Linked DNA regions of Homo sapiens: region 1 is linked to region 2. A link is an interaction called in ENCODE POLR2A ChIA-PET data of the cell type or tissue named here. Cell type or tissue: PC-3. All regions are shown on one strand. Links, peaks and the distances in the headings refer to the core of each region. The heading gives the core; the rest is flanking DNA.

The links. ChIA-PET counts read pairs that join two places held together with the same protein. Peaks named below come from ENCODE experiments on the same cell type or tissue, not always from the same donor. Only the 100,000 strongest peaks of a DNase experiment are listed, where the experiment ranks them.
Region 1: POLR2A ChIA-PET joins it to region 2 with 10 read pairs; 13 of 35 experiments call an interaction of 5 or more read pairs at or near these places.

Annotation. Positions count from the first base shown.
Region 1 is chr17:42,779,953-42,793,326 of GRCh38, forward strand. It overlaps WNK4 (WNK lysine deficient protein kinase 4), which reads left to right and starts at 658. Exons shown (of 19, transcript NM_032387.5): 1 at 658-1,364; 2 at 2,806-2,978; 3 at 3,985-4,205; 4 at 4,470-4,627; 5 at 5,145-5,233; 6 at 5,314-5,530; 7 at 7,326-7,590; 8 at 7,826-7,947; 9 at 8,178-8,236; 10 at 8,338-8,455; 11 at 8,729-8,845. The coding sequence starts at 747. RefSeq lists enhancers at 731-1,688, 2,978-4,177, 4,083-4,714. In PC-3, for the core only: no CTCF peak of the experiment used is centred there; a DNase peak (open chromatin) is centred at 3,649; H3K4me3 peaks cover 3,054 bases; H3K27ac peaks cover 3,289 bases.
Region 2 is chr17:42,714,601-42,729,189 of GRCh38, forward strand. EZH1 (enhancer of zeste 1 polycomb repressive complex 2 subunit) reads right to left here. Exons shown (of 21, transcript NM_001991.5): 3 at 14,225-14,352; 4 at 13,035-13,163; 5 at 9,705-9,824; 6 at 8,195-8,315; 7 at 5,673-5,849; 8 at 4,505-4,607; 9 at 3,854-4,017; 10 at 3,376-3,467. The coding sequence starts at 14,341. It also overlaps the pseudogene RPL34P30. Among named protein-coding and RNA genes, the nearest start is that of MIR6780A, 14 kb to the left of the region's middle. In PC-3, for the core only: CTCF peaks have their summits at 6,601 (motif pointing right) and 6,804; no DNase peak of the experiment used is centred there.

The DNA.
Region 1 (13,374 bases), core at 947-5,946, 60 kb after region 2:
CCAAGGGGAGCTGAGGGGGGTAAGCCGGATGTGGACTTTGGTTTATTGGAGACTGGCAAACAGAAGGGGAGGAAGGAGAGCCCATATAGCAAAAACAGCCACTCTGGCCAGGGTTAGGCTGCGGCCAAGGTGGCCTGGAGGGGATGGATGACCGGGCTCTCGGTTTGGGGGAGGGACTTATCCTGGGGAGTACACACCCATTCCCTATGCAGACCAGAGGGACAACAACGTCAGACCTTTCCACTGACCTCTCCGTTCGGCCTGGGGCTACTCCGGACAGTTAGGAGGGGGTGGTGCTGCCTTATCTGGGGTGTGCAGGAGGGTGGTAGCCTCCCCCTAAGTAATCCCCCACTAGGGTCCGGGTGTCGTTCTCTCCTGCCCTCCTCCGCGCACAAACAGGTTTGCTCACTCTTAGTGCGGGAGGATGCTCCGCGGTCTCCCACTCAGTTCTGGCCTCAGAGTGAGACTGCGGCCGGGGGCTCGGGAAAGAAGGGGACGCGGCTGGGCGGGGCGGTGACTAAGGTGAGGGGCTGCTCGCGGGATCCGCACCGCGGGAGCAGCTCGGAGGGGCGGCCCTGGGGGGCAAGGGCGGGCCGCGGGGCGGCGACGGGGGCGGGGCCAGGCCGAGCTGGGGGCTGGGGCCGCAGCCGCTCAGCCGGAGCGCAGCGCACCCAGCGAGTCCGTCTGTCAGGCCGCCTCCTCTCCGGCCGTCTGATTTTCTACCCTTCGGCGCCCTGCTCTTCCTCATGTTGGCATCCCCGGCCACGGAGACCACCGTCCTCATGTCCCAGACTGAGGCCGACCTGGCCCTGCGGCCCCCGCCTCCTCTTGGCACCGCGGGGCAGCCCCGCCTCGGGCCCCCTCCTCGCCGAGCGCGCCGCTTCTCCGGGAAGGCTGAGCCCCGGCCGCGCTCTTCTCGTCTCAGCCGCCGTAGCTCAGTCGACTTGGGGCTGCTGAGCTCTTGGTCCCTGCCAGCCTCACCCGCTCCGGACCCCCCCGATCCTCCGGACTCCGCTGGTCCTGGCCCCGCGAGGAGCCCACCGCCTAGCTCCAAAGAACCCCCCGAGGGCACGTGGACCGAGGGAGCCCCTGTGAAGGCTGCGGAAGACTCCGCGCGTCCCGAGCTCCCGGACTCTGCAGTGGGCCCGGGGTCCAGGGAGCCGCTAAGGGTCCCTGAAGCTGTGGCCCTAGAGCGGCGGCGGGAGCAGGAAGAAAAGGAGGACATGGAGACCCAGGCTGTGGCAACGTCCCCCGATGGCCGATACCTCAAGTTTGACATCGAGATTGGACGTGGCTCCTTCAAGACGGTGTATCGAGGGCTAGACACCGACACCACAGTGGAGGTGGCCTGGTGTGAGCTGCAGGTGCGGCTGGGAGCCCCCTCGGTGGCACCTTGGGATGGGACTCTGGAGGTCTTAGGATGACAGACAGAGGGTGGGGGAGACAGCATCAAGGGAAGCATGTATTTTTCCAGTCAAATGTCTATAGACACCTCTGCTGTCTTTGCCCTGAATGATCTGGCTGACTCTGGGCTGCAGAAGGAGAGATTGAGGCAGGTGGTGTCTGGTGACTCCCCCATGGGTATGAACATTCTCACTTTAAAGTCTCCATACTCAACCCTGAGAGGTGGAAAATAGGATGGGAAGTTAGGCAGGGGAGCCAGTTCAGGTCAGTTTCCTGCTGGTGGGTACCCGCAATCCCTTCCTCTCCCCTAAGTCCTGAGATCCTCAGTTATGACCCTGGTCCTCTTGATCCCCTCACTCCTCCCGTCCCCCACCTATTTGCAGACCAGGAGGCTGGGATGCGGGAAGCCAGGAGCTGGGCAAGGGTCATCTCCAACTCCAGAAGATTTAGGGCAGTTGTGGCAGAATAGGGCCCCCTAACCCCTTCTGGAGCAGTCAGACTTCTGGACTTCTCCACAGCTGCGAGGAGGGGGACATAGGGAGCTCCAGCTCTCGAGTGAGTCCAGTTCTGCTCCTCATCCCACTGCCTACCTGTGCTCTCCCTTCCCAGACCTAAAGGCACTAAGCCCATGGGCTTTAGGGGGACCTTCCTCCCATTGCTCCCATGCTACATATGGGTTAGGAGAACCCAGTCAACTTGGGGCCTGAAGCTTCCGATTCAGATCAGGGGACAGAGCCTAGGGGAAGGGTCCCTCTCCAGCCCTGGCACAGGGCTCGCCCCTTGCGCCTGCCAGTGCCGCGCCCCAGGCTCTGGGCCAGGCCAGGAGAGGCAGCCAAATTGGGGGGTGAGGGGAGGGAGAGGAGCCGGGGCGGGACGACTATGGGGGTGGGCAGCCTCCTGGCGCCTAGTCCTGGATCTTTTCTTTCCTTCTCAGTACCTCCCTCCATATCCCTCCCGCCTTCCGTCTGGATCTAGCAGTTCTGTTTCTGGGGCCAACCCCCTTGCCGGCCCCAATTCCCTGCCCGCAGTATCCTGCTGCCCGCCTGCTGCCTGCTCACTGCCAGCCCCCGGGTGCCCCCTCCCGCCCCATGGCCGGCCTGGGCAGCCACAAAGGCACTATTGAGCTCAGGGCTCTGGGACCGGGCTGCATAAAGGTGCTTGTGTCCAGCAGGGGGTCTAGGGGGCTGCCCCAGGCCCAGGTTGGGTGTGTCCTTGGATCAGCTTACGTGCGGGACTGTTGGAGAGTTCAGGGTCTGCAGCCCACTGGGCAAGTAATCCCATTAACCCCACCCCATCTGTGGGCTCCAACCCTCACCTCTTCCCCCAACCCCACTCCAGGTGTCCCTCTTCCTTTCTGTGGGTGTCCTGGGCCTGACATGACACCCGTCCCCCATCCCACAGACTCGGAAACTGTCTAGAGCTGAGCGGCAGCGCTTCTCAGAGGAGGTGGAGATGCTCAAGGGGCTGCAGCACCCCAACATCGTCCGCTTCTATGATTCGTGGAAGTCGGTGCTGAGGGGCCAGGTTTGCATCGTGCTGGTCACCGAACTCATGACCTCGGGCACGCTCAAGACGTGAGCTCTGCGCATGAGTGGGTGGGGAGAGGGAGGCTGGGATGTGTGCCCACTGCTTCCTGAACTCCCAGGCTCCTCAAACTCTCTAATATCCAGGTGTAAAACCAGGTTCACCATCTCCCTCTCACCCAACCTTTGTCCCTGCCTCGGTGAGTGGCAATGTCCACCCAGCACTCCAGTAAAATACTTGGGTGTCTCCCCAGACTCCTCTTTCTCCACTCTGCCCCCTCATCAGTCTGTCCCCAAGTCTTTCCTTAACCTCTCCCCACCTGGCTTTCACTGCTTCATCCATGCCACCACCTCAATGCCATCTCGCTGATCTGGAGCCCTGCAGCAGCCTCCTAAAGGGCCTTCCCAAACTCTGCCACCCTCTAAGCGATCCTATCTTCCTGCAGCCTGGAGAATCTTTCCCAGTTGAAAATCTGAACTGTCACTCCCCTCCTTAAAACCCCTTCAAAGTTTCTCATGGCCTTGGAATAAAGCCCACACAGGCTCACCTGTTCACAAAGTCCTTAGGATACAGCCTCACTTTCAGCCTAAGCTCCAGACACACCAAATTCCTGGCACCTCCTCCCACCCTGCCTTGTCACTGGCTTTTTCTGTGCCTTTGAGCACGGTGTCCTGTCTGCCTGGGAAGTCTCCATCCCTTCCCCCTTTCACCTTTGAGCTCCTACTCATCATTCAAGATGCAACACAAAAGTATTTCCTCTCCGAAGCTCTCCCTCATGCTTGGGGCAGTTAGTCATCCCTTCCTGCGCTCCCACAGCACCTTGGCCGAGGCCCTATCTATCAATTTACTTCCCAACCCGTTTGGTAACGTCATGTCTATCCACCATGCCCCCTGACTCAGTTTCTCCCTGGGGCCGGGCAGACATAGGCTAGGAGAATGCTGGCAGAAGATGCGGAGGCGGCAGCAGGGTGCGGCAGGGGGGAACTTCCCAGTGGGGGGCTCCTTCCCGGAGGACGTGTCCCCCCACCAGGACTCTGGCTATGCGCCCTCCCCCAGGTACCTGAGGCGGTTCCGGGAGATGAAGCCGCGGGTCCTTCAGCGCTGGAGCCGCCAAATCCTGCGGGGACTTCATTTCCTACACTCCCGGGTTCCTCCCATCCTGCACCGGGATCTCAAGTGCGACAATGTCTTTATCACGGGACCTACTGGCTCTGTCAAAATCGGGGACCTGGGCCTGGCCACGCTCAAGCGCGCCTCCTTTGCCAAGAGTGTCATCGGTGCGTCTCTCCAGGAGGGTCCATGCCATTCCTTCCTCCCCCACCTCAGAAGAGAACCTGGGGACTCCCTCCCCTCAGCAAGGGCCTTCAAGGTCCACAAAACTACCAGACGACAGGGAAGCTGAGGAGACCTATGGCACCCACCTCAACCCCACTGTGGGCCGGGGTCACTTGCACTCGCAGGGTTGCCTGGGGCTGCCTAGCCCAGTGGGAAGGACGAGGCCAGAGTGCCCAGCAATCTGATCCCTGCTGTGGACCCTACAGGGACCCCGGAATTCATGGCCCCCGAGATGTACGAGGAAAAGTACGATGAGGCCGTGGACGTGTACGCGTTCGGCATGTGCATGCTGGAGATGGCCACCTCTGAGTACCCGTACTCCGAGTGCCAGAATGCCGCGCAAATCTACCGCAAGGTCACTTCGGTGAGAGGGATGGGGCTGGCGGGAAAGGCAATTCCAGGGCCACTTCCCCTTTTCCTGCGCCGGCCAGCCCGCAGTCAATGCCCTTTGCCTGCACGAAAACAGGCTAGACACAGAGTCGCCTTGGTGAACACAGAAGGATATTGAGTGCACACGCGCCCCCACCAGTACACGCTATTTAGAATAATAATATGTGTGGTGCTCCCAAGAGTTCACAAATGATTTCGCATCCCATCTCTCATCCAATCCTTCCAGCTGCCCTGTGAGGTGAGCGGGGCAAATGTTCCACCCTGCGATTTACAGATGAACAAACAGCGGGAGACTTGTTCAAGATCACACTGTAAATACTTGGGGGGGGGGCGGGGATTAGGATTTGAAATCACATCTTCCAGTAGCAGTCAGGCTTTTGCAACTGCACGCGCAGCTGCCTAAGGAGGGAGTGGAGTAAGGGGTGGGGGGTGGTGTCAAGCCGAGAGCTGGGGATCAGAGGACGGGAGGTGTCATGCAACCCCTTCCCCAGGGCAGAAAGCCGAACAGCTTCCACAAGGTGAAGATACCCGAGGTGAAGGAGATCATTGAAGGCTGCATCCGCACGGATAAGAACGAGAGGTGGGGGTGAAAGGGCAGAGCGTGGGTAGAATAGGGCCGCGGGCCGCGGCGGGCTCGGCTCACCCACGCGTCACCCTCAGGTTCACCATCCAGGACCTCCTGGCCCACGCCTTCTTCCGCGAGGAGCGCGGTGTGCACGTGGAACTAGCGGAGGAGGACGACGGCGAGAAGCCGGGCCTCAAGCTCTGGCTGCGCATGGAGGACGCGCGGCGCGGGGGGCGCCCACGGGACAACCAGGCCATCGAGTTCCTGTTCCAGCTGGGCCGGGACGCGGCCGAGGAGGTGGCACAGGAGATGGTGAGCGGAGGACAGACTGTGCTGCCACTGGACGTGTAAAGGACATTGACTCGAGGGGACAGTGCAACAGGGATGGGGCGCAGGAGGGGTGGCAGCGATGGGGGCGGGGCACCTCACCCCTCTCAAAATCTCCTGCAGCGTCTCCCTACCTCTCCAGCCCTAACTTACCCGCACGCACACCCAGTTTTCCTTTACAGAGGGAGCCCTGGGTCCTCCAGCGTCCCTGCTTTACCTCCAGCTGATCTGTTCTTCCTGGGATGCCCTTCTTGCCAATTCATCTTTTCCTTCTTTCCTCCCTCCCCATTTTTCTTTTTCTTTTTCTTCCAATATGATCAGAACCATCGATTTCGGGAAGCCGTCCCCTTTGGAGTCAAACTTAAATGCTTCTTTCCACTTCAGCATGTTCTCGGTTACAGCACTCCCCACTATCGGTCCTGTCTTAAACCTGAATAAGTTCCTATCTTTCTTCTCCACTAGACTATAAACTCCCTGAGGGCAGAGACTGTGTTTTATCGATTCTTCTATCCCTGGCAGTGCTTGGCACATAGTAAGAGCTCATTAATAGCCTACATCTGTACATGGCTTAAAGCACTTTCACATGCATTTGATCTTTGCTACCCATCCTGCATAGGGGGCAGTTTTATCTCAACTTGTTGATGAGGAAATGGAAATTCAGAGAGGTTGAATACCTTGTCCAGGGCCCCAAGTAAGTAAGTGGAAGAGCTGGATTGAAACTGAGGTGGTTCAGATTTTAAATCAGGTTACCCTTCCCCACCTCCTTTACTCATTCAGCAAAGCTTGCGGCTAAAAGGAATGAGGAGGTGATGAATGGAAGCTGGTAGAAGGGGAGAGGCATAAGATGCAAGGGCAGAAGCTTGGGGGCTGGCTTAGGAAGTCCTGAAGGGAGTATGGGATTCTTTTTTTGGGAGTAATGGAGTCTCACTCTGTCACCCAGGCTGGAGTGCAGTGGCGCTATCTCAGCTCATTGCAACCTCCGCCTCCTGGGTTCAAGCAATTCTCCTGCCTCCGCCTCCTGTGTAGCTGGGATTACAGGCAAAAGCCACAACGCCCAGCTAATTTTTGTATTTTTAGTAGGAACGGGGTTTCACCATGTTGGCCAGGCTGGTCTCGAACTCCTGACCTCAAGTGACCCACTAGTCTTGGCCTCCCAAATTGCTGGGATTACAGGTGTGAGCCACCGTGCCTGGCCGAGTATGGGATTCTTAATAGAGACATGACAGTTGCAAGGGTGGAGACCACCTACGGTAGGTCAAGAATCTGAGAATGTGTTAGAAATTTAGAGCAGGTCTCCATAGCACGGCCCAACCTGACCTGAGATCAAATCTTGATCCATTGCTGACAAGGGATTCTTGGCCTTGGCACTGTTGACATGTTTGTTTTAGGGACTGTCCTGTGCATTGTAGGATGTTGAGAAGAACCCCTGGCTTCCGCTCACTAGATTCAGTAGCACCTACCCTCCAGTTGTGGCAACTAAAAATGTCTCTAGATAGTGCCAAACATCTCTTCTTCCCATTGGAAACCACTGACTTACTGTATAACTATGAACCAGCTACTTCATTAATCTCTAAAAATCGAATGGTAAGATTTATCCCACAAGGTTGTTTGGAGGATCTAGTGATGATAATGTAAGGAGCTGCCAGTTAACAGACATAGTGGGTAATCAGTAAGTGTTGGTTTTCTTCCTCCCATATCCTGGAGTTCCCAAGAAGGCGTCCTGATGGATCTTTGATAGGGGGTCCCAAGCTGTGTTCCTCATCCCCCACCCCAATTCCAGGTGGCTCTGGGCTTGGTCTGTGAAGCCGATTACCAGCCAGTGGCCCGTGCAGTACGTGAACGGGTTGCTGCCATCCAGCGAAAGCGTGAGAAGCTGCGTAAAGCAAGGGAATTGGAGGCACTCCCACCAGAGCCAGGACCTCCACCAGCAACTGTGCCCATGGCCCCCGGTCCCCCCAGTGTCTTCCCCCCTGAGCCTGAGGAGCCAGAGGCAGACCAGCACCAGCCCTTCCTTTTCCGCCACGCCAGCTACTCATCTACCACTTGTAAGTCACCCCTGATCTTGAGACGTAGGTCCCAGAACACCTTGGCCTCTGCCCCCTACCCAGAAGTTCACCCCCACAGCAGTCACTTACCCTGCCTTCCACCTCTAGCCATGAAGCTCCCTCCAGGAAGGAACTCTCCCACAGCTCCAGGCCCCTCCTTGCTTAGGCAGGCCCCATCCTCTGCCACTATTCCCTTTTATTTCCCCTTTTTTTGATCCTCTCCCTCCCCAACCAGCGGATTGCGAGACTGATGGCTACCTCAGCTCCTCCGGCTTCCTGGATGCCTCAGACCCTGCCCTTCAGCCCCCTGGGGGGGTGCCATCCAGCCTGGCTGAGTCCCATCTCTGCCTGCCCTCGGTGAGAGGGGGTCGCATGGGGGGCTCCCAGCCATTCCAAGCCTATGACCTATCTCCCTCCTTGTGAAACCCAATCTCATGATCCAGTCCCATGTCCCTGGAAATCCACCATTCTTGCCCTCCTCTTCCCTAATTCCATCTCCCTAATATCCTCCCAGCATCCTTGACACCATCTCCCTAGATCTCAACAGTTATCTTCCCCTGACCTCATGAACCCTTATCCTGTTTCAGGCTTTTGCCCTATCCATTCCACGTTCTGGCCCTGGAAGTGACTTTTCCCCCGGGGACAGGTATGTTCTGGTACAAGTTGGGGTGCCAGGGTGAGACACCTGGGGCACTGGGGTCCCAGTGTCTGCTCTGACAGTCATTCTCTCTCCTTTCTCTTTAACAGCTATGCCTCAGATGCAGCTTCAGGCCTTAGCGATGTGGGAGAAGGGATGGGACAAATGAGGAGACCCCCAGGGAGGAATCTCCGGCGCAGACCCCGATCCCGGCTGCGGGTCACTAGTGTAAGGATGGAGTACAGGAGATAGAGAGTAACCTACAGGGCCAGGAGGGAAGTGTCAGGGGGAGGCGGGGGAGGTCACCCAGAAAACGGGAGAAGCAGTGTATGACTAGTACTCAAGAGGCGGCCAGTCTGGTTTCTAATACCAGACTTTAGAGGTGGGGTCTACTTATCTCCAAGTCCATTGTGGCTGCTGTCACTTGGCTGGGGTAGGGTGGAGACACAGCATGATGAAGAGGGCTTGACCTTCTCCCCTCTGCTGACTTTGAATCTGAAGGTCTCAGACCAGAATGACAGAGTGGTTGAGTGCCAGCTACAGACCCATAACAGCAAGATGGTGACCTTCCGATTTGATCTGGATGGGGACAGCCCGGAAGAGATTGCAGCTGCCATGGTGAGGGGGAGAGAGATGAGGACAGAGTGTTTGGATCTGGAACAAGAGTCTCCTTCCTGATGTCCGCTGGGGCTGAAACCCACTGATCCGACAGCAAGCATTTTTAAATCTCTGGTTGACACTTAGCACAGTAACGCTGAAGATGTCTCAGCCCTTGTTTTGGGGGAGATTTCTGTTTATCCAGTGAGGTTTGGCTTCTCAGCTGGAGCAATTTGAGACTCACATTGACCGGGTACACACAAGTGCTACGTATAAGTGCCTGGTAGATGTGCAATACTGTGGCTGTAGGTGAAGGATGGACTGGGCAGCAGGGGCAATGAGCTTACCCAGGATCTTGGCAAATGGGCAAGAAAGGCTGTGAAGGGTGGAAAGGCCATGAAGGGTGTCCCTGTGCAGGGACAGCATAAGCAAAGGCATTCCAAGTAGAGAGTGTCTTGGAATATGGGGCTGGGAGGGCTTCATGAGGAAACCACTATCACTGGAAGTAAAGATTCCTATAGGAGAGTTGTGGGGAGTGAAGCCGGGTAGGTAGAGTGGGCCCAGATTGTAGAATAGACAATGTTAAGAGTTAGGCAGAGGCCAGGCGTGGTGGCTCACACCTGTAATCCCAGCACTTTGGGAGGCCGAGGCCGAGGCAGGCAGATCACCCGAGGTCAGGAGTTCAAGACCAGCTTGGCCAACATGGTGAAACCCCGTCTCTACTAAAAAATACAAAAATTAGCTGGGTGTGGTGGCGCATGCCTGTAGTCCCAGCTACTTGGGAGGCTGAGGCAGGAGAATTGCTTGAACCCGGGAGGCGGAGGTTGCAGTGAGCCGAGATCACACCATTGCACTCCAGCCTGGGCGACAAGAGTGAGATTCTGTCTAAAAATAAATAAATAAATAAATAAATAAATAAATAAATAAATAAATAGAGAGGCAGAGCAGGCTAGGTCCAGTGGCTCACACCTGTAATCCCAGCACTTTGGGTGGATGAAGTAGGAGGATTGCTTGAGCCCAGGGGTTCAAGACCACCCTGGTAATATAATGAGACCCTATCTCTACAAAAAATTTAAAAAATTAGCCGTGTGTGGCGGCACATGCCTGTCATCCCAACTACTTGGGAGGCTGAGGTGGGAGGATCACTTGAGCCTGGGAGGTCAAGGCTGCAGTGAGCTTTGATCACGCCACTGCACTCCAGCCTGGAAGACAGAGTGAACTTTGTCTCAAAAAAAAACAAAAACAAAAAAACAAAAAGGCACAGTGTAACGTGACAGTAGGCTTTATGAAAATCATCTGCCATGGGATGTGGAAGGGGGAAGGGAAAATACCTGGGAGGTAGACCCAGGAAGCCATCTGTGGACAAAGGAGAGAGTGGCTTATGGGAGGGAAGAGGAGAAAGGGTGAATCTGAGGGTTGTTTCGGGAAAATAAGTTACTCTGTAATCCAGTAACCTATTGACGTAGTAGAGAACATAGTACATAGTAGATGCTCAATAAATATTTGCTGAGTTGATATGATTGGGAGTTAGGGAGAAGGGATGTCAAGGACAACTTGTAGGCCACCAAAGGAGAGTAGGAGAGTAGGCCACCAAAGGAGAGAGGAAATTAGAAATGAAAGAAGGTTTTTTTTAAGGAGGTCATGATGAGCTTGAGTGAAGAAGGGACAGCCAAGACAAGACCCTCCATAGCCATGGATATGGGTCAGGCAGGGCTGGAGAGATGTGGATGGAGGAGTAGTCAGTACAGAGTTGAGAGTGAAGGGAGATGAGCCGGCAAAGCCAGAGACACAGAGGGTTGCAGAGTGTGTCTCAGCGCATACCACCAGTTCTGGAGTGGGAAGCGGGAGGGTAGGTCATCGAAGGACACAGAGACAAAGCCAGAGACGTAGGAGGATGTTAGTCAAAACTGAGTGAGGAGAGAGTTTCAAGGAGGTGGCATAGGATGAATCCTCAGGCAAGACCACACTGGCTTTTGTTAGGAGATCTTTGTGGGAGACCAGTTTCAGTGGAGTGGGGGTGGTGGATGCCAGCCCATGGGGTGAAGGAGGGAAAGGAATGGGAGAAACACCAGGCATCAGGAGCCCTCTCTAAAGCATCTCCTCCATCATGTCATTCACCTTGTGTCCAGGACAAAGACACAATATCACCTGGCACACAAGGCTCATCACCTTCCGTCAAACCACTTGACTCTTTCAGAGTCTTCCATCCAGCCACACTGGTTTCAAAATGGGCCTCTGAAAAGGCTGGGTGCCTTCCTGCCTCTGCCTCCACCTCCTTAAGGGTCTCTCACTCGTAGAGCCTTCTGTATTGGGCTTTCAAGTCCCCTCTGATCCTGCACAGCCAAAGTGACCCCACCCCATGCACCCAGAGTCCTTTGCCCTCTTTTCTCTCCTTACCCAGTCCACCCTCCACTCCTCTGCAGCAGAATTCTCCTGAGACTTGGATCTGATCTCTTGATATTCACCCGAAATTATTTAGTGGCTACTTGTGGTTGTAGAGTAAGGTCCAAATTCCAAAGCCTTTAAAATTCACAGCACATTCAGCTACACTTGAGTCCTCACTATTTTAAGAATAGGCTGTGCCGGGCATGGTGGCTCACGCCTGTAATCCCAGCACTTTGGGAGGCCGAGGCAGGCAGATGACCTGAGGTCGGGAGTTCAAGACCAGCCTGACCAACATGGAGAAACCCCGTCTCTACTAAAAAATACAAAATTAGCTGGGCGTGGTGGCGCATGCCTGTAATCCCAGCTACTTGGGAGGCTGAGGCAGGAGAATCACTTGAACCCAGGAGGTGGAGGTTGCGGTGAGCCACGGTCATACCATTGCACTCCAGCCTGGGCAACAAGAGCGAAACTCTGTCTCAAAAAAAAAAAAAGAAGAAAGAAAGAAAGATTGAATAGGCCGGGCGCAGTGGCTCACACTTGTAATCCCAGCACTTTTGGGAGGCTGAGGCAGGTAGATCACTTGAGGTCAGGAGTTCGAGACCAGCCTGGCCAACATGAAGCCCTGTCTCTACTAAAAATATAAAAATTAGCTGGGCATGGTGCCAGGCAGTCCCAGCTACTCAAGAGGCTGATGCAGGAGAATCTCTTGAACCCAGAAGGTGAGGTTGCAGTGAGCCAAGATTGTGCCACTGCACTCCAGCCTGGGTGATAGAGCAAGGCTCAGTCTCAAAAAAAAAAAAAAATAATAATGTACCATGCCTTTCATGCTTCAAAGCTACTACACTGTTCTCTCTGCCTAGACTGCTCTTCTCTTCCTGATGAACAGCCTGGAATAGAGGAAGGGGTCGCTTTCATGTAATACCTAAGTTCAAACTTCAGCTCTGTTATTTACTAATCCAATGAACTTAGGCAAGTTTCTTAACTCTGTAAACTTCAGTTGCATGTAAGTAAAATGCAGATGATAGTATTTGTTTTGCAAAGATGTTCTGATACGACACAGTGTAATGTAGAAGTGTCCACACATGGTAGGTCCTCAATAGAGATTGCTTTTCTCATCTGTCAATGTTCAGCTCCAAAGACTTACTCTGTGAAACTGCTCCAGCTTCCCCCTATCCCCAGGGTGGTATTCTGTCTTTGGAATAGCATTTTAAAAAATTGTGATTAAAAAACCATAAATATAAAATTTACCACCGTAACCATTTTTAAGTGTACAGTTCAGCAATATTAAGTATATTCACATTGCTGTGAAACAGATCTCCAGGGGTTTTCTTACCTTGCAAATCTGAAACTCTGTACCCATTAAACAACTCTGCCTCTCCACACCCCCATCCCCCCAACCCTGGAACAACATTTCTATCTATATCTCACTTGTAAGTGCCTTACGTATTACGGGCTGCCTTGCAGTAAGTTTAATTACGTATTTATGTGTCTCCTCCACTAAGTTTTGGGCTTCGTTAAGCCTAGGACCTTGTTTCATGCTTCCTTGTATTCCCACAGTACCCAGCACAATGCCAGCACATAGTAGGTGCTCAATAAGTATTCATGGATTTGAATGTGACATTTGCCATTTATTGCCTTATTCTGACTTAACCGTGTGGGATGGGTGTATGTGGGCCTGTGTGTTATACTTTATAAACACTATGGGGCAGAAATTGTGTCCAAAACATGGGAGGCAGCAGTGAAGATAACTCAGGCTCTGGCTTTAGGTAGATGTGGGTTTAAATCCTGTGACCTTAGGCAGACGGAACTTAACCTCTTTGAGCATTGGTTATCTTAATTCTACCATAGCAATATTAATGTGGGCCCCAGAAAGTTACTGGTGGTGTTAAATGTGATAATATACGCAAAGCAGCTGGTATATATACGCATCCTATGAATGTTAGCACCTTTCCTTCTAGGCTGTATTTCTCCTTACACCACACAGTGCCTGGAACACAATAGGTATTTACTTGTTTTAGGTTGGTGGTTGGCAGGAGCAGTAGTGTGAAGGGTGGATTTTTTATTTTTATTTTTTTGAGACGGAGTCTCGCTCAGTCGTCCAGGCTGGAGTGCGGTGGTGTGATCTTGGCTCCACCGTTTCCCAGGTTCAAGTGATTCTCCCGTCT
Region 2 (14,589 bases), core at 6,229-11,228:
GTTGTGAAAGTGTTGAAGGCACAAGCAGAGTCAGAAAGCTCAATTTAAAAATGAAGTTTTTTTGAGTAATAAAAATGAAAAAAAAATAAAGGTTAACTATCATTAAGGGTATCTGGAATTTGGAATAATATACAGTAAGGCCTAAAGGAAATTCCAAAAGAGAAGTTTCAAAATTAACTGAACCTGATATTATGTGCCTATGCTGTGTATGAAGTATACAGTATCAATTATACTATTTTAAACATTTATATATATTTACATATAATTTTTATATATTATATATATAATATATAATATGGAAATATATTATATAATTATATAATTTATATAAATATAAAATATATATTTATATAATATATAAATATATGAAATTTATATAAATATATTTATATATAATTTATATAAATATAAAATATATATAATTTATGTAAATATAATTTATATATTATATATGTATTTATATACTATATATTACATGTATTTATATATTATAGATTATATGTATTTATATATTATATATAATAGATTATATGTATTTATATATTATATATTATAGATTATATGTATTTATATATAATATATATCATAGATTATATGTATTTATATATAATATATATTATAGATTATATGTATTTATATATAATATAATATATAATAGATTATATGTATTTATATATATATATATTTTTTTGAGACGAGGTCTTGCCCTGTCACCCAGGTGAGTACAGTAGCATGATCTCAGCTCACTGCAGCCTTGACCTTCTAGGCTCAACTGATCCTCCCACCTCAGCCTCCCAAGTCCAGTCCAGCTAATTTTTGTATTTTTTATAGACATGGGGTTTTGCCATGTTGCCCAGGCTGGTCTCGAACTCCTAGGCTCAAGCTATCCACATGCTTCAGCCCCCCAAATTGCTGGGATTACAGGCGTGAGCCACCATTTTAATATAATGGCCAAACATTTTAACATAAATAAAATCAAGTTTCCAGACCTAATTTCTAGGTTATAAGAAAGAGGAGACAGAAGAACACAGAAATGACACTGTGAAAAAACAACAGATGAATCCAGGATGTGGGTCATCCTACAAGACAACCAGCCTGGAACTTTTAAAAAGATTTTAAAAGTGATAGAATTATTTGAGATTAAAAACGAGTAAAAAGACATAACAAGGCCGGGCGCCTTATTACACCTGTAATCCCAGTACTTTGGGAGGCCAGGCAGTCTGATCACCTGAGGTTGGGAGTTCAAGACCAGCCTGACCAACACAGAGAAACCCTGTCTCTACTAAAAACACAAAAATTAGCTGGGCGTGGTGGCGCATGCCTGTAATCCCAGCTACTTGGGAGGCTGAGGCAGGAGAATCGTTTGAACCCGGGAGGTGGAGATTGTGGTGAGCTGAGATTGCACCATTGCACTCCAGCCTGGGCAACAAGAGTGAAACTCTGTCTCAAAAAAAAAAAAAAAAAGACATAATAACCAAATATGATGTCTGACTGGATGATCCTGGTTTGGAAACAAAACAAAACAAAACACAACACAAAAATACCTATTCTTGGTACAGCTGAAAAAAAAATTGAATATATTAATAGAATGGGTAATAGAGGATACTATACAATTTTTATTAATTGTCCTAGGTGTAATAATGTGGTTATGTAAGAGAATGTCTTTATGCTGAAACATTTACCAAATGAGCATCACAATGTCTGCAACTTATTGTCAAATGGTTCAGCAAAAGATATACATACGCAAATTTATGGAGAAAGGAGATACAGAAAAAAATGTTATCAAATCCAGGAAGAAGGTATCTTTCAACTCTGCATGATTGAAAATGTTCTTAGTAAACAGTTGGGGGAAAATAGTCCAGCATTATATTTAATATGCACTCAAACCTAAAACGCAATAAAAGAAAAATTGTGCATACATTATCTCTGTAAGTTAAACATGCATACATTTCAGGCATTGGCAGCATCTTCGTAATACATGTACAGGGTATCAAGGTGACTCCTGTGAGAAGGGCAATGACCTTTTGACTTATATAAATGCTGGTATGTTGACATAACATGGCATATATATTTTTTTAAGGATGAAGTAATTTCATTTTATTATTATTTTTTTTTTGAGATGGAGTCTCACTATCTCACCCAGGCTGGAGTACAGTGGCGTGATCTCGGCTCACTGCAGCCTCCACCTCCTGGGTTCAAGCAATTCTCCTGTCTCAGCCTCCTGAGTAGCTGGGATTACAGGCGTGCGCCACCACACCTGGTTAATTTTGTATTTTCAGTAGAGACAGGGTTTTTCCATGTTGACCAGGCTGGTCTCAAACTCCTGACCTCAGGTGATCCACCTCCCTCAGCCTCCCAAAGTGCTGGGATTATAGGTGTGCACTACGACGCCTGGCTGAAAAACATGGAGTAATTTTAAAAGCATGATCTGTGGAGTTAGACCCTGACTTGAATTTCATCGCTGCCATACCGCTGACTTATCAACAAACTTTAGGCAAAATATATAACTTTTGTAATCCAGTTTCCTCTACCTCATGACACTGTTATAGGATGAAAATAAGACAAGGTATGTTAAGGGTCTACTATGATACTTGGCACATAGGAAGGAGTCAATACACATTAGGAAAAAATAAACCCAATAACGTCTATTCTTTTGCTTTTACAGTACGGCCCATTTTCCACATGTGTGCCCAACAGCATTCTCTACCATCTTTCCATCTATTATCCCACTAAAGATGGTTCCAAAAGCACTTGGCTGGTTGTATAATATAATTTTAATAGGTGGCAGAAATTTTATCAAGGTATTTTATTCATCGCCTAGGCTCATCCTATTGTGTAAAAAGCCCAACTGTGTCTTTGGCAAGTCCAGTTGATCTATTTCCTTCTAGCTCTCAATATATGGCTTCCCCACAGGTATGCCAGACCATTTATGCTGCTTCTTAAGGTCTGTCCATCAGGGAACGGTCCATCTGGTTGATCACAACAAGACATCAGCATCATCACGTGCTATTCGTCTCATAGTTATATGCATTTATAACAAGATAGCAAAGAAACTAGAGTGTGTACCCACCCCCCCAGCATACACTTTGCTCCAATTCTAACAATACAGTTTTAGGCTCTGAAATCTAAGCAGATGATATTTAGAGCAGGCAAGCCTTTAATGATCTTCGAATCTGCACTCCATCAGACTAACTTTATAGTGCTACCATGTCTGGGGAGTTCCTTAAGAGCGGTCCCACAGTAACTGGGGAGCTCCTTAAGAGCAAAAGCCATGTTTTATTTGTGCTATATGACCCCCAGAGTGCTGTGTACTGGCTCACGTGGCTTGTGTTCCCAGAATGAAGTTAATAATGCCAGAACAGCTTAAGAACATACCAGCAAAAGGAAGCAGTCTGTGCCACATGGTTCTGGTTCAATCTTGATTTCTTTATTCTTGCGTTTATATACATTAGGGGTGGCATGAAAAGCTGGAAAACAAAAACTGTCTTGTTGCCAGTGGTCTATCCACTTGACAAGATGGGGAGAAACAAAAGTGAATTAGAGAGCTATTGTAGGAGTTAGAATTCGATATAAACGGCTACCATCAGGGTGCACAAAATTCAGTCATTTCTGACATCAACACAATGCTTTCAAAGCTAAGAGGTACTGAGGGACAGATAAGTTGCTAGTTAGTCTGTCCCTATCATGCAAAGCATGTTGCACTATAATTGAGCAAGGGAAAATAGAACTGGCCCTTTGTAAAACGTTAGAACAGAAGCCAGGAACTCTATACGAGAAACCAGAACAAAGAGAAGGAAATGGTGGCTGGGGATGGAAGAGAGGAGAGCATTTCAAACAGAGTAGCCCCACTCACGGTGAAGGAAGCAGTCGTATTTAAAGCAGCGCCGGCAAAAAAGTGTGTGGAAGGAGTGCAGAGATTGCTCCCGCTGCACAGACTTGGCATTGGGGCCATCGATGTTGGGTGTGCACTGAGGGGGAAGTGCATTGGGGTCTGACATCTCTGTTAGTTCTCGATACCTATTTAAGAAAAGAGAGATAAGAGTTCCTCCGAGGAACTGCCTCCACTGAGGAAATACAGATTGGGTACTGACAGTAGCTCACCTACGGTCTGCCAAGGGAGGATGGGTGTTTTTTATAGGTCTGGTTGATAAGAGAATGGTAGATAACTAGAGTGGGTCCACCATTGTAATTATGCTGGGTTGGGCAAATGTTGGAAAGTAAGGGGAGGGAAGGATTTGTTAAGATGGTGCTGGAGTTAACTCTCCAGAAAAATGGCAGAGTAAATGTTCTCTGCCCAGACTCACTCAAAAGCCAGTATACGATGACCCTTAATATAGTAAGGGGGGCATTTAGAGGTAATTGAGTAAGCAAGAAATAATCAAATTGCGGGCAAATCATAATGCCCTTACCATAAACAAAGCTTTTTACTAACCAAAAATTAGGAGGGAATAAAGGTTTTGTCCGAGCACTCTGTATATGGCCTAAGTGGGACAGCTTTCCCTACCTCTCCTTCATGTCATCTGGGACACCATTCTCAGGGAACATTGAGGCAATTGCACTGAAGATCATGTCATTTGGGAACTGTTTCTTGGAACTCTTTTTGTTGCCTGAATTGGAAATGATAAAAAGCTCCTGAGTGCGATTATCAGAACACGTAAACAAATCTGTGTGATCTTTTTTCCTTTTGTCATAGCATTTTGATTACAGCTGCTTTGTTAACCTAACCACTGATTGTTTGGAGATATATAAACATCAGTGCTATCTGGACTTATCTGATATATGCTACCAGTAAATAAGGAAGTTAGAGTAGTCTACATATTAACAACAAAATCCACAGTCCCAATTAGAATCTGGATGTGAGGTGGCTCACGCCTGTAATCCCAGTCAGTACTTTGAGAGGCCGAGGGGAGCGGATCACTTGAGGCCAGGAGTTTGAGACCAGCCTGGCCAACATGGTAAAACCCCAACTCTACTAAAAATACAAAACTTAGCTGGGCATGGTGGTGCATGCCTATAGTCCCAGCTACTTAGAAGGCTGACACACAAGAATCACTTGAACCAGGGAGGTGGAGGTTGCAGTGAGCCGAGATTGTGCCACTGCACTCCACCTTGGGTAACAGAGCAAGACTGTGTCTCAAAAAAATAATAAATAATAGATTTTAAAAATAAAAATAAGAATTTGGAGGTGAAAAGAGTGTTCATAGAGAGGCCTGAACATAGAAGAATCCTATCATGAAGTGGATGCTGAAGAACTACACTGATACTATAATTATGATACAATAAAAGAGAATACACTATGTCCCTGGACATATAGTATAATTAAACTATTAAATTTTAAATTAAACATTAGTGACATGGAAAAGTACTCATAAGATTAAATAAAAAGGGATATAAAATTTGATATATACATATATATAAATTGGCATGATCCCAATTTCACATGAGACATATAATTAGAAATGAATAGCAATGATTATTCTATCAGTTCTTCTACTTTCTTCTTCACCCAAGTCACAGCTATCTGAAGCTATCACTTAATGATCATGTTCTCCTTTTAAGTGAACCAACAAGAAGCACCAACAGCCTTTAATAGGCAACAAATCTTTCCAGTTCTTCCTTCTTCCCTATCCCTGTCACTTTAAAAAAGGAATAAGGGAGCCAGTGCTACGTACCTTCAATAGCATGTCGCTTTCTCTTTCTTGTTACTGGCAGATCTTCTTTGCTGTCATCCTGCTTTCCATCTGAGGTGTCATTGTGCCCTTCCTCCTCCTCATCTGAGTACTGATTCAGGGCATCGACCAACTCCAGAAAAACAGCATCACTAATCAGAACGGATCCAGGGATCATCTCTGAAACATGAGGATTCGAAAGATGAGCAGTGGTCACTTCACATTCCATTAGTCCTCCTAGGCAGGTTTTCTTGTACTCACTCCAGAGGCCCAGATATGTCACATGTGTACATTTTTACATGGGAGATCAGGAAATTACAATCATTTGATTGGCTCCTACACATGCAGTGGGCAGCTGGCTAGAGTAGGAATACAGCTATAGGCTTTATTTATTTTTATTATTTTTTTTAGACGGAGTTTCGCCTTATTGCCCAGGCTGGAGTGCAATGGCGCGATCTTGGCTCACCGCAACCTCCACCTCCCAGGTTCAAGTGATTCTCCTGCCTCAGCCTCCCGAGTAGCTGAGATTACGCATGTGCCACCACCCTGGCTAATTTTGTATTTTAGTAGAGACTGGGTTTCTCCATGTCAGGCTGGTCGTGAACTCCAGACCTCAGGTGATCCGCCCGCCTCGGCCTACCAAAATGCTGGGATTACAGGTGTGACCCACCGTGCCCAGCCATAGGCTTTATTCTTACTGAAGAACTTCACTTCCTCAGTCACAAGTCAACTCTGAATTTCTGGTTCAAAATCTCATGAAAGTGTTCAAACAATCTCCAAGTAGGGCAGAGAAAAATAATAAAATGAAAATTCTCTTGGCTTTGCTGCTGATGGGTCAGTAATGACGTCTCTAAATCAAAAGACAGCAATTTTTCCTAAAATTGTACTTTATGGAGATGTACTACAATTTAGGAGGTCTTTGAACACTAGGAGGCACTGTGGACAAATAATGTAGTTCAACAGCATCACAACAGTGCCCACAATTGTCAAAAGAGCAGGTGGGGCTGTTGGTTTATGAAGTGATGGAGAGCCTCTCCTCTTTCCATTTCTTACACACGGACAGACTTTTCTAGAATTATGACTAAATCCAAACAATTGGCTTTTAGGAAATTCAGATTATTAAAACCAACTTCTGGGAGATTCAGGGGATGCCTGGATCAAAGAAGTATGACAGAGAGCCTCATTGCCATTCTCAGAGAAAGAGAAATAAAGAACAAAATGGTCTTGGATGTCCTTATGGAAAACTCCTAAGCCCTAAGATTAAACTTATTTGTACAATAAACTTTCTCTCCAGCCACTGATTACTACATAATCCTTTTATGTCCCAACTCCTTTTAAAATTTAACTAGGATACTTTAAATAATTTTTATTTCTGTTTCTGCTGCTTGAATCAGAAATAACTAGGGTAATAAAAAAAAAAAAGAAAGAAAGAAAAAAAGAAATAACTAGGGTATTTTGGGCCAGGCATGTTGGCTCACTCTTGTAATCCCAGAGCTTTGGGAGGCCAACGTGGGAGGATTGCTTGAGGCCAGGAGTTTAAGACCAGCCTGGGCAACGTGGTGAGACTCCATCTCTACAAAAAATTTTAAAAATAAGCCAGGGCCGGGCACGGTGGCTCACGCCTGTAATCCCAGCACTTTGGGAGGCTGAGGTGGGAGGATCACAAGGTCAGGAGATCGAGACCATCCTGGCTCACACGGTGAAACCCCATCCCTACTAAAAATACAAAAAAGTAGCCGGGTGTGGTAGGCGCCTGTAGTCCCAGCTACCTCGGGAGGCTGAGGCAGGAGAATGGCATGAACCCGGGAGGCGGAGCTTACAGTGAGCCGAGATTGTGCCACTGCGCTCCAGCCTGGGTGACACAGCGAGACTCTGTCTCAAAAAAAAAAAAAAAAAAAAAAGCCAGGTGTGGTGGAGTGCACCTGTAGTCCCAGCCCCCCAGGAGGCTAAAGCAGGAAAATCACTTAAGCCCAGGAGGCTGAGGCTACAATAAGCTATGATCATGCCACTGCATTCCAGCCTGGGTGACTGAGTGAGTCCCTGTCTCTAAAAAAAAAATAAAAAAAAAAATTGGGCTAGGCATGGTGGCTCACGCCTATAATCCCAGCACTTTAGGAGGCCGAGATAGGTGGATCACCTGAGGTCAGGAATTCGAGACCAGCCTGACCAACATGGTGAAACCCCATCTCTACTAAAAATACAAGAATTAGCTGGGCATGGTGGCAGACACCTGTAGTCCCAGCTACTTGGGAGGCTGAGGCAGAAGAATCACTTGAACCCAGGAGGCAGAGATTGCAGTGAGCCTAGATTACACCACTGCACTCCAGCCTGGGCAACTAAGGCAAAACTCCGTCTCAAAAAAAAAAAAAAAAAAAAATTAACTCCCAGCCATGTGATGACATTGAAATATTCTGCAGTGTGTACCCCATGGGGCAGAAGATAAAAGCAAGATGGCAAGATGATGAGGTACCAAAGAAGAGGCCTGATTCTAACAAAATTTTCTCCAAGGAGTTCAGTACCACTACCTTCTTCACCATGGACTTTCCCATCATAGTTATTGATCAGCTCCTCAATAAAAGTCTCATCTTCTTCTTTCACTTCATCTCCCATGTAGGGAATATTGCACAAAACCGTCTCATCTTCTACCTGAAACCAAACCAGATGTGATTTATTCCATGAAGCCATCATGCATCTGCTCTTTCCTATTTAGTGGAATCTTTGCTGAGCTTTGTTTGTTGCTTGAGTCTCCTGAAAATGCCTTTGTCCCAGAGTTTCCTGCATTTTAAACACTGGCCATTTTGTTTGGCCAAAAAAACCTCAAATGGGGCCAAGTGTGGTGGCTCACGCCTGCAATCCCAGCACTTTGGGAGGCCGAGGCAGGCGGATCATGAGGTCAGGAGATCGAGACCATCCTGGCCAACATGGTGAAACCCCATCTCTACTAAAATACAAAAAATTAGCTGGGCGTGGTGGCGCATGCCTGTAGTCCCAGCTACTAGGGAGGCTGAGGGAGGAGAATCGCTTGAACCTGGGAGGCAGAGGTTGCAGTAAGCTGAGATCGCGCCACTGTACTCCAGCCTGGCGACACAGTGAGACTCCGTCTCAAAAAAAAAAAAAGTTTCATAAGTAGAGAGACAGATGGATAAATAAAAATGAAGGCTTCTAAGATTATGATCTGTAATTTAACTACAAAATAAACTGGGCAATCATAAGACATGGGTATTCTATAAGATGGACTAAGATTCTCCAATAATAAAAAAAAATTATGATTACAACTCATGCCAGTCACACTCAATGGGAACCTAAAGTCAACTGCAGCCTAGGCTATGGATATTTTCTGGCAATAAACAATAGTAAATAATTTTGGGGGAGTGGGGTGCTCAGCAGAGAATATAGTCATTCTAAAATCCCCAAGTAGCAAGTAAAATTATTCTGAAGTTTTATTCTAAGAGATGATTCCCTTCTATAAACCTCGACCTCATTCCAACCAGTAGTACGGCTATCTGTCACCAGGCAGATGATAAGCAATGGCAGTATTTAGAGAGGAATGATTATCAAAACCACAAATAATCCTAGTAGGAGTCAGCACAAAGGCCCAGATGAAAGGACTGTGTGCACGTCTGTTGTCTCAGTTGTTTTTGTAGCATCTTGCATTTAGAGAATTCAGAAAGGATTACTCCATCAACAGGGAGCAGACAACCTGCTCAAGCCTCAAGAGTCTGATTTAGACTGCATTTAACTGTACATAATATTGGGCCAAGGTACTAAGAGAAAATTGAAATCTTGCCCAATATTATTCATTTAAAAAAGAACCAGCATCAATTCCAAAGCACACATCAGAGAGCATAAAATCTGACAAGTTAGAACAACTTGCAATATATATTGTTTAGAGTAAGTAAATTACAACCTTGTTCTGCCCTGCATGTCCTAGCTGTGTTAATTACTGGACAATCTTTACCCTAAGAGGAGCTCTGGCATATCAACATAACACAATCATACAGTTTAAATAACCACCACAGTGCTTTCAATACATACCATAAAGTTCTGTTGGAGAGGGGACCAGGAATACATGATGGGAACCAATGCAACTGTGTTCAGTGACCTCATTAACATATGTTGGCTTGCAAATCCCGGGAAAATGCTCTCTATGGTACACTGAAATATAAGCAATGACATGGAGAGGGAAAGACGGGCATATAACCCAAGAAAGAAATGTAATTTCCTTCCAAAATTGGCTGGGCATAGTGGCTCATGCCAGTAATCCCAGCACTTTGGGAGGCCAAGACAGGCAGATCACTTGAAGTCAGTTGGAGACCAGCCAGGCCAACATGGTGAAACCCCATCTCTACAAAAACATAATACAAAAATTAGCTGAGCATGGTGGTACACACATGTAATCCCAGCTACTTGGGAGACTGAGGTATGAGAATCACTTGAACCTGGGAGGCAGAGGTTGAGTGAGCCACTGCACTCCAGCCTGGGTGACAGAGCGAGACTCTGTCTCAAGAAAAAAAAGAAAAAAAAGAGAAAAAAAATGATCTTAGTAGCCTCTAGTTCTTACAAGCTAATAAATTAAATTTTTAAAATTCAGATGGCATTTAAAATTATAAAAAATTTGACCAGGCATGGTGGCTCACGCCTGTAATCCCAGCACTTTGGGAGACCGAGGCGGGTGGATCATGAAGTCAGGAGATCAAGACTATCCTGGCCAACATGGTGAAACCCAGTCCCTACTAAAAATACAAAAATTAGCTGGGCGTGGTGGCACATGCCTGTAGTCCCAGCTACTCGGGAGGCTGAGGCAGGAGAATTGCTTGAACCTGGGAGGTGGAGGTTGCAGTGAGCCAAGATCACGCCACTGCACTCCAGCCTGGCGACATAGCGATACTCCGTCTCAAAAAAAACAAAAACAAAATTTTAAAAACAACTTAATAAATTCAGAGTTTTGTAACATCATCTCCTAAAAGGAATCCCTAGACTGCAAACTTGTGGAAAGTAGAAACTCTTTTTTTTTTTTTGAGACAGGATCTCACTCTGTTGCCCAGGCTGAGTGCAGTTGTGCAATCACAGCTCACTGCAGCCTCTGCCTCCCAGGCTAAAGCCATCCTCCAACCTCAGCCTCCCGAGAAGCTGGGATTACAGGCATGTGCTACTACATCCAGTTAAACAGCTAATTTTTCTTTTTTTTTTTTGTAGAGACAGGGTCTCGCTATATTGCCCACGCTGGTCTCCAACTCCTGGACTCAAGCAATCATCCTGCCTTAGCCTCCCAAAGTGCTGGGATTACATGTGTGAGCCACTATGCCCAGCCAAAAGAAGGGACTCTTATTCACCTTTGTGTCCTCTATAGAGTTCAGCACAGTACTTCCCATACTCAGCTGATGTTTACCTCAGCTCAAACTGTTGGTCTACCTGGGTTATACACAACAGTAAAGAGCCTCTGAAAGTCCTAAAAGATGAGGAAGTTTTCTGAAGACCTAAACTTTAAGACAGTGGACATCAACTTAGCTGCATAGGTGATAGGGATAGTACATGGAGAAGCAAAGTGGTATAGAAATTATAGTAACATTCTGCTTCAGGAAAGATATTTGCTCTCAATACACTATCTGCTTTTCGTTTTTTGTTTTGAGACAGGGTCTCACTCTGTCGCCCAGGCTGGAGTGCAGTTGCACGATCTTGGCTCATTGCAACCTCCGCCTCCCAGGTTCAAGCAATTCTCCTGCCTCAGCCTCCTGAGTAGCTGGGATTATAGGTGCACGCCACCACGCTCGGCCAATTTTTGTATTTTTAGTAGAGACAGGGTTTCACCATGTTGGCCAGGCTGGTCTTGAACTCCTGACCTCAGGTGATCCACCTGTCACAGCCTCTAAAAGTGCTGGGATTACAGGCATGAGCCACTGCACCCAGCTTCTGCTTTTTTTTTTTTTTTTTAAGAGACAGTCTCTTTTTTTTTTTTTTTTTTGAGACGGAGTCTCGCTGTCGCCCAGGCTGGAGATCATAGCTCACTGCAGCCTTGAACTCTTGGGTTCAAGTGATTCTCCCACCTCAGCCTCCCGAGTAGCTGGGATTATAGGCATACACTACCATGCCTAGATAATATTTACTTTTTATATTTTAAAAATATTATCTATTTCCCAGGTGTTGGAGGTTACAGTAAGCTATGATCATGACACTGCACTCCAGTCTGGGTGACATAGTGAGATCTTGTCTCTAAATAATAATAATGATAATTTATTTTCATAAAGTTTCTTTTTTTTTGGAGATGGTGTTTTGCTCTTGTTGCCCAGGCTGAAGTACAATGGTGCCATCTCAGATCACTGCAACCTCCACCTCCCGGGTTCAAGCAATTCTCCTGCCTCAGCCTCCCTAGTAGCTGGGATTACAGAAGTGTGCCACCATGCCTGGCTAATTTTTTTGTACTATTAGTAGAGATGGGGTTTCACCATGTTGGCCAGCCTGGTCTCAAACTCTTGACCTCAGGTGATCCACCCACCTCGGCCTCCCAAAGTGCTGGGATTACAGGTGTGAGCCACCGCGTCCAGCCAAAGTTTCTTAACTAGAAAATTCTTTTATTTATTTATTATTTATTATTTTTTTTGAGACACAGTCTCACTCTTTCACCCAGGCTGGAGTGCAGTGGTGTGATCTTGGCTCACTGCAACTTCTGCCTCCTAGGTTCAAGAGGTTCTCAGGCCTCAGCCTCCCAAGTAGCTGGGATTATAGGTGTGCACCATCACACGCAGCTAACTTTTGTATTTTTAGTAGAGACAGTGTTTCGCTATGTTGGCCAGGCTGGTCTCAAACTCCTGGCCTCAAGTGATCCATCTGCCTCAGCCTCCCGAAGTGCTGAGATTACAGGTGTGAGCCACTGCGTCCAGCCCCCGTAATTATTCTTGAAGCTGCAGATTTACTATCTTAATTATTCAAAGTTGACTAAAATAGCTGTATCTATTAACCTTAACCTTATTTATTTATTTCCTTTCTTTCCTTTTTCTTTTTTGGACATAAGGTCTTGTCTGTCAACCCAGACTGGAGTGTTGTGGTGAAATCATAGTTTATTTCAGCCTTGAACTTCTGGGCTCAAGAAATCCTTCCACCTCAGCCTCACAAGTAGCTAGGACTACACCACCATGTCTGGCTACTTTTTTAAAAAATTTTTTAGAGACACAGTCTATGTTGCCCAGGCTGGTCTCAAACTCCTCACCTCAAGCGATTTTCCCACCTCAGCCTCCCAAATAGCTGGGAATACTTGTGTGAGCCACCATACCTTGTCTTACTTATTCACTTTCTAAAAAGTCACAAATATAGGAAAAAGCTTTAAGCCCAAGGAAGAGAGGAAGACTGAGCTTAAACTCCCAAAAGTACCTTTTTGAGAAAAGGGTGTCCACTCACAGGCTTCATTGACTGAACAGGTTGGACACGAAGCTTCTTCCATTCTTCATTGAGGATCTGGGTTTTTTCTTGAACCTTTGCAAAATTTGCCACATACAAAGCCTAGCAAAGCCATGGAAAAGATTAAGATATATTGTTATTTTATTAATTAATTAATAATTTATTTTTTTGAGATGGAGTCTTGCTCTGTTGTCACCCAGGCTGGAGTGTAGTAGCGCGATCTCAGCTCACCACAACCTCCGCCTCCCGGGTTCAAGCGATTCTCCTACCTCGGCCTCCCAAGTAGCTGGGATTACAGGCACAGACCACCACACCTGGCTAATTTTTGTATTTTTGGTAGAGACAGGGTTTCACTATGTTGGCCAGGCTGGTTTGAAACTCCTGGCCTCAAGTGATCTGCCTGCCTCAGCCTCCCAAAGTGCTGGAATTACAGGCATGAGCCACCGTGCCTGGCCTTTTTTTTTTTTTTTGAGATGGAGTCTTGCTCTGTCACCCAGGCTGGAGTGCAGTGGTGCCATCTCGGCTCACTGCAACCTCTATCTCCTGGGTTCAAGCAATTCTCCTGCCTCAGCCTCCCAAGTAGCCGGGATTACAGGCATATGACACCACGCCCGGCTAATTTTTGTATTTTTAGTAGAGACGAGGTTTCACCAGGTAGGACAGGCTGGTCTCGAACTCCTGACCTCAGGTGATCCACCTGCCTTAGCCTCCCAAAGTGCTGGGATTACAGGTGTGAGCCACCGCACCTGGCCCTGTTACGATTTCAAAACAAAAGTTAAAAAGAAATTCCAACCCCTGGGCCAGGCGCGGTGGCTCACACCTGTAATCCCAGCACTTTGGGAGGCTGAGGCGGGCGGATCACGAGGTCAGGAGATCGAGACCATCCTGGCTAACATGGTGAAACCCCATCTCTACTAAAAATACAAGAAAATTAGCCGGGCGTGGTGGCAGGCGCCTGTAGTCCCAGCTAATCGGGAGGCTGAGGCAGGAGAATGGCGTGAACCTGCGAGGTGGAGCTTGCAGTAAGCTGAGATTACGCCACTGCACTCCAACCTGGGTGACAGAGTGAGACTCTGTCTCAAAAAAAAAAAAAAATTCCAACCCCTTTACACTGGGTCAGTATATTGAAATATATAAACTTTCACTTGGGAATTATTTTTTACCTTTGCACCCATATTTGCCTGAAGCCGTTTAAGTTGTCGAAGTCGCATGTATTCAGATTTCACTTTTCTTTTCCAGTAAGTGATACATTTGGAGGTAGGGGGATTTGGTATTTCCATCTTGCTGTAATCTAAGAGAGACAGAGATGAGAAATAGCATTTTATTGCCTGGAAATAAAGCATTCCTCAAATACAAAAAAAAAAAAAAGATCAATTATGCTTTCATTCCCATTAAATTTACTCATAAAAACACACATTTAAAGAACCCAAATGTGTGAGTTCAACAGAAAGTTTCAATTTAAAAAAAAGAGGCAGGGGCTCACACCTGTAAAACCAACACTTTAGGAAGCCGAGGTGAGAGCACTACT